Regions from separate parts of the Mus musculus genome. Here region 2 is linked to region 1. A link is a loop called in an ENCODE intact Hi-C map of the cell type or tissue named here. Cell type or tissue: heart. All regions are shown on one strand. Links, peaks and the distances in the headings refer to the core of each region. The heading gives the core; the rest is flanking DNA.

Region 1 (2,916 bases), core at 263-2,762:
ATAGCAATAGCTTGGTTTACTGGTTTTAGGCATTGTTTAACTGAATAGGAGACGAGTTCTCACAGCAGTTTATTTGGGGGGGAGTTAAGCATTTGCCTTAAGGTGGTACTTACTTGTCCTGGACTTTCACACACGATGCTTGCCCTCAACTCTTTCCTAACTAAAGACATGTATACAATTTGGTTCATTGTTTATCAGTCAATGCAGGTTAGTTTCTCTCGCCCACGAGTGCAAGTGGCTTCGTGAAACATCCCAGTTATCCTTTGGATTGATGTTCAAGTCAGAGTTCACACTAACCAGAGTTTCTTAGGAATGAATACAAAAAGCGTCAATCGTTTAAGGTCTTAACTGGAAGTTTGATTTATGTATTTCTGTGTAGAACATCAAGTTCAGAATTAAACATTGGGCGATTCAATTTTGGGAGGTTTGCTTTTCTGATTCATGAAATGTTGAGATGTAAATAATTTTGTTTTTGTCTTTTGTGCTTAAAATTGGGTAGATAGCATGCCTGGTGGGCTGAGTAACCTGGAAGTTTTTCACACACTCGATTTCATTCCTTAGAGCTAAAATGACTTTGGGCCTTATGTTTGCAATGTCTTCTTCCTTAGAGTCGTCTCTCTAACATTTTCAGTCACGGTCTACCTTGTCTGGCTCACATACAATGACTTACCTTGGTTGAGTCCATACTTAACTCTTCCGTCCCAGCCCAGCTCGGAGCCTACTTCAGCAGCATTAGTTGGTTCATATACCCGCAAGTCCAGGCATCTTAGTTTCCCACCACAGTCACATTGTTTGAACTCTGGTATTTATTCCTATTTCCATCTTGTGGCATATTCCTATGCTTTTTTTTTTTTTTTTTTTTTTTTTTTTGTTTAGTTAGGGTTTGAGGAATGAGAAATAAGCACTTAACCCATGCTTGAGATTACAAAGATGGAAATCTTAAGAATTCATTGAGTAACTTCTGCTGGCAACGATTGCTAAGAACCTGATGTTTAAGAATTGAGTTGAAAGTAGTGCCAGCCAGCCAACCACTGATTCTCAGCCAAATTACTGTAGCACAAGAATTAATTTCAAAACAATAGACTCAACTCTATGATGGCTGGGAATTGACTGGATACCATGAGGGGCATTTGAAAGAAATGTAAGGCCCTAGACATGTTTTCTACTGATTCAAAAAGCAGCATTTCAGTATTAAGAGAGCCGTCATATTCTGGTCAAGTCGTTGTCTACGAGTCAAAGTAAAGCCAGGTGCCTTCAGACAGGTTTGATGGATGGACACATGCATGGGGTTGTCTCATCGCTGCCACTTTACCCTCCCTGGCAGTGGAGGCTGTTTCCCATCTCTGGAGGACTAGTACTTGAGGTTATAATGTTAGAAGAAGGGGAAAACAGCCATCAAAACTGAAGCAAGTACTTCTGAGATGATAGGGGATTTGGGACAGATTGGGTAGTTAGAAGAGTTTTGGTTTTTGACCTGCATGACTAGATGATGGGAACATCTTCATTTTTTCTGAGCTTAGTTTTAATACAGGTGACAGCACTTAATGATAAAGGTATCAAGTGCATGGTCTTCTTGGTTCTCAAGCTATGGGAAGACCAAAAAATGTGAGATTCCTGTTCTCTGACAGTATAATAATGTCCCTAAAGAACCGTGTAAGAGAAGCTGGAACACACAGAGCTATAGAATGAGCGGGCACTTGTGAGCGAAGGCAGATCTTAAACAACTGCAAGTCTGTTTTCATCCAAACTGTGTGTGATCTGGCACCCGGAGCTTGCAGGCCCCAGCTCTCACTGTAGTACCTATTGTGTACACCAGAGGGCAGAAACTGCCTGCCACTTGTGGAAAGGAAACAAGGCTGCTATTTCCAAAAGGCAGGTGCGCTTCTGAAGCCCATTTTGGATGGAATGCTGAAGTGTGCAATCTTTGCACCCACAGACACTTTTTGTAAAGCTAATTGAAAGCCCAGGAGTCCCCGGACCTGCTGCTATAGTTTAGATCTCTGAAGTCTCCTTAAAGAAAAGTGTAGAAGGCTTGCATGGTCACCAGCCTGGAACCGCTGGAGAATGGTGGATCTTTAGGTGTGAGGCTTGGTTGAAGACAAGTCTTTGGCCCTTTCCTCTCAAGCCTCTTCTTTCAGCTGTACCTGTTACCATGTTTTCTATTTCTGCAAGCCTAGATCAGAGGTCTGAAACGGGGGGCGGGGGGGGGGGCTAGTATAAAGCTGACTTATTTTGGATACAGGGATGGAAATCTAACACATCAGCCACTCCGCTAGTTGTGTTATCACAGCTATCCTCCCTGTTTACTGAGGTCTCTGCACACCAGATGTCCCAGTGGCAGCTCCTGCCTGCTGCAGGGTATTTATACACAGGAGCACAGCACAGCAGAAGCGCTAGCTAGGAAATGTGCTGTCAGACGATACAGCCACTTCCACTGAGTAAGGACTTTCAACTTGAGCTTCATATGAACCACATCAGTTACCAACTGAATCCAGGCTTGCCGGTCTGTTGTTTTAAAGCAAAGCTTCACCAATTCGTATCTTAAACTCGGACATGAGAGCGGAAGCCACTGCAGGGAATCTTGTTATCGCTTGGCTACATTTACACTAAATATAGACCACCAATTATGTGCTGGGTTTACGGGCCTCAGGGGAGCACTTGTGAGCAGCAGGAAGATTAAGAGCGAACTACAGAACTGGTAGAAAGTTTGGCTGTAGTTGTTCCTGAGTAGTTGTCTTTTCTAGGAAACCGAGCATTGGAGGCTCACGTCTTTGTAAGTAATTTGCATGCTATTTCTTACTGAGACCGAATGATGATTTTTGAGTCCTTGGGGTTTTGATTGCATGTATTCTGTGCTTTTCGACTGCTCATAGAAAAGATGTAGACTTGATTTTTAAAATTACCTCCTGACTTGGA
Region 2 (2,916 bases), core at 305-2,804, 120 kb after region 1:
CAGGGACTGTCTTTACTGTAGGAGGGAGCTCTCCTTGCCCTTGTAGAGAAATGTGCAGGTGAGTTTTCACATGTATGTATTAAAATAATCATGTCTGTAACTTTTCATTCTTTTCATTAATGATTACAAAGTTACTGTTGCCGGGCGGTGGTGGCCTTTAATCCTAGCACTTGGGAGGTAGAGGCAGGTGGATTTCTGAGTTCAAGGCCAGCCTGGTCTAAAAAGTAAGTTCCAGGACAGCCAGGGCTATACAGAGAAACCCTGTCTTGAAAAAAACCAAAAAACAAAAAAAAAAACAAAAACAAAAAAACCAAAAAACCCAAAAAACAAAAACAAAACAAAACAAAACAACAAACCAAACCCCCCCCCCCCAAAAATCAAGCAAAAACAAAAACAAAGTTACTGTTTGTTATATTTTGATATAGTACACCTGATAAAAACGTTTCCTTTGTGGAATAAAACATTTTGTGGGCTTTTTCTTATAAATTCTTGGTAAGATTGTAAAATCTTCATCTTCCTTAGAATATCCTTTTAGTGCAAAAAGGGCTTTCTTTGTTCCAGGAAGGTGAACTCTCAAATCAGTCAGCTTGAAGGAAACAGGGTAGAGCCAGCCTTGGGTCAGGTGCTGGCTGACCTAGCGCCCAGTGGCTCCTGCTGTGAATGACTGGGTATGGTGCATTTCTCTGAGGCGTTGTTTTCTGAAAGGGAGGGAAGAAGGTATGGAAAGACACGGGAGGAAGTGGTTTTATTCAAGGTGATTATTCAAGTTTCTTCCAGCGACAGAATTTTGAATTTACTCTCATGAAAGCAACAAAAGTCACACAACACAGCAGAGGAAACTGAAGGCAAGAGTCTCCAAATGTCTTTCTCTTTCTCTTACAACTTTCTAAGGAAGTGATTTGGAGCAGATAGTATCTACCTGAACAACTTAGTGACTTTCTTCTTTTCAACAGGAAGAAACTGTACTTGGTGGCTTTTAGGGAACTTCCTTCTCCTTTTCCTCTTTCTCCTCCCCCTTCCCCTCCTTCTCTTCCTCCTCCTCCTCCTCCTCCTCCTCCTCCTCCTCCTCCTCCTCCTCCTCCTCCTTCTCCTCCTCCTCCTCCTCCTCCGCCTCTTCTTCTTTTGAGACAGGGTTTCTCTATGGTCTATGTCGTCCTGGATATCCTGACACTCACTACGCAGGCCAGAGTGACTTTGAACTTAGAGAGTTTCCTGACTGCCTCCTGAGTGCCAGGATTAAAGGCATGCACCACCACACCTGGCTCCTTTCAGGAACCAAGTTCATTGCTCTGAATGAAGATAGATTATTAATTTGTGTAACATTAACTTCCTTTTTATAATGATGACGTGGCTTCTTTTCTTCTTAGGTGATAAAGGAAAATGTGATTATCATATCTGCTAAATACTGATAATTTTAACACAATTCTCCCAGAGATTGTTAACTAAATAGTGTGGTTTCATTACTCTTTACAGTCTAACAAATGTCACTTATTCCCCACAATCAATCAAACCTCTTTTCTCTCTCGGACAGCATTATGTATGAAAGAAATAGTTTAACATAGGGAAATATTAATCTTAAACCACAGCTCCCTCTAGTGGAGATGTAGTATAGTGTACAATGTGGGGCCAATAAGATTGGAAAGCCAAATCACTGTGGGCACTTTCTGAATATATAGAGTGCAAACTTCCCTTGTTGATGCAAAACTGGGCTACTGATTGGAGTTGGGTCTGGAACCTTCATATTTAACAAATAAGCAGCTGATCCGCTGGCAACCCACAAGCTGACCTTTGGAAACCAGTGCATTGAGATGGTGCATAAAAATCACCTTCAACTTTGTATGACCACCTTCAAAATTTCCTTAAAAGCTCCATCTCCATTGTGACGGAAAACAATTGACCTTGATAGTCGATCAACATAGAGCTAAATTTCTGGACTTAGATTGAAAACTATTTGCAGCCATTAGCTACACTGTACAGACGCTTTCTCCAGGGTACTGACTGCCGTTTGATAAGGACCCAGTGACTGAAGTTAAACAAACTTACACTCAGCCTTTTGTGTGCATATAAGGAGTGTAGGATTGTCACCTGCTTGAAAAGTTTGCTCTAAATTTTAAAATAAATGATTATGGAATAAAGAACTCAAAGAATTTAGTAAACAGTAGCATTGTGATAGCCCTTACACAGTACGATTATAACCATGATTTTCTGATGTATTACAGACAGTGTCAAAGTTTAACCTTCCATTAGCAGTTTTCTGCCTTTAAAGATCTTTCTACAAAAGTGCTTGGGGTGCAATTGGGCCCAGGGATGCTTTGCCTCTGTCTTGAATCAGCTCTGCTATATAAACTCTGTGAGGCTCATGTTCTCGAAGCATAGTCTCCCTACATCTGCAGAGTGTGTAACTAACACTGTAACGCAATTTTAGAGTGATTCTTCCCAAAATGAAATCATGGAGTTCAAGTCTTTTCTGTTAGGTTTCAGATGCAAGTGGGTCCATGAAAGTAACACTGGTGGCTGAAGAAAACCCGTTCTCCATGGGAATGTTGCTTTCTGAAGAATGCTTCATTTTGGACCATGGTGCTGCAAAACAAATTTTTGTATGGAAAGGTAAGAGATGCCATTTCTATGGTTGAGGTATTTCAGATCTGATGTTCTCTTCCTAGGAGGTGAAAGAAAACATCCTGATTTTAAAGAAAAGCATCTCTCCTGAGAAATGGTTTGTAAGTCTCTCAGCTGGTGCAGCTGGTAGGCGAATGTTTGGAACCATTCAGCAAGGGTTAGGGAGCTAAGGAAAGCATTTGAAGCAGGGCGGTGGTGGGTCATGGCGCACGCCTTTAATCCCAGCACTTGGGAGACAGAGGCAGGTGGATTTCTGAGTTTGGGGCAAACCTGGTCTACAAAGTGAGTGCTAGGACA

What was found. Peaks named below come from ENCODE experiments on the same cell type or tissue, not always from the same donor. Only the 100,000 strongest peaks of a DNase experiment are listed, where the experiment ranks them.
Region 2: a loop joins it to region 1, with 8 times the contacts of the local background. A loop is called at or near these places in 3 of 42 quality-filtered maps.

What each region holds. Positions count from the first base shown.
Region 1 is chr12:40,199,064-40,201,979 of GRCm38, reverse strand. Lsmem1 (leucine-rich single-pass membrane protein 1) reads left to right here and starts at 2,665. Exons shown (of 4, transcript NM_001033437.2): 1 at 2,665-2,773. In heart, for the core only: a CTCF peak has its summit at 1,804 (motif pointing right); DNase peaks (open chromatin) are centred at 1,849 and 2,389; H3K4me3 peaks cover 909 bases; H3K27ac peaks cover 1,016 bases.
Region 2 is chr12:40,081,333-40,084,248 of GRCm38, reverse strand. Scin (scinderin) reads left to right here. Exons shown (of 16, transcript NM_001146196.1): 6 at 2,475-2,607. Among named protein-coding and RNA genes, the nearest start is that of Arl4aos, 45 kb to the right of the region's middle. In heart, for the core only: a CTCF peak has its summit at 1,600 (motif pointing left); no DNase peak of the experiment used is centred there.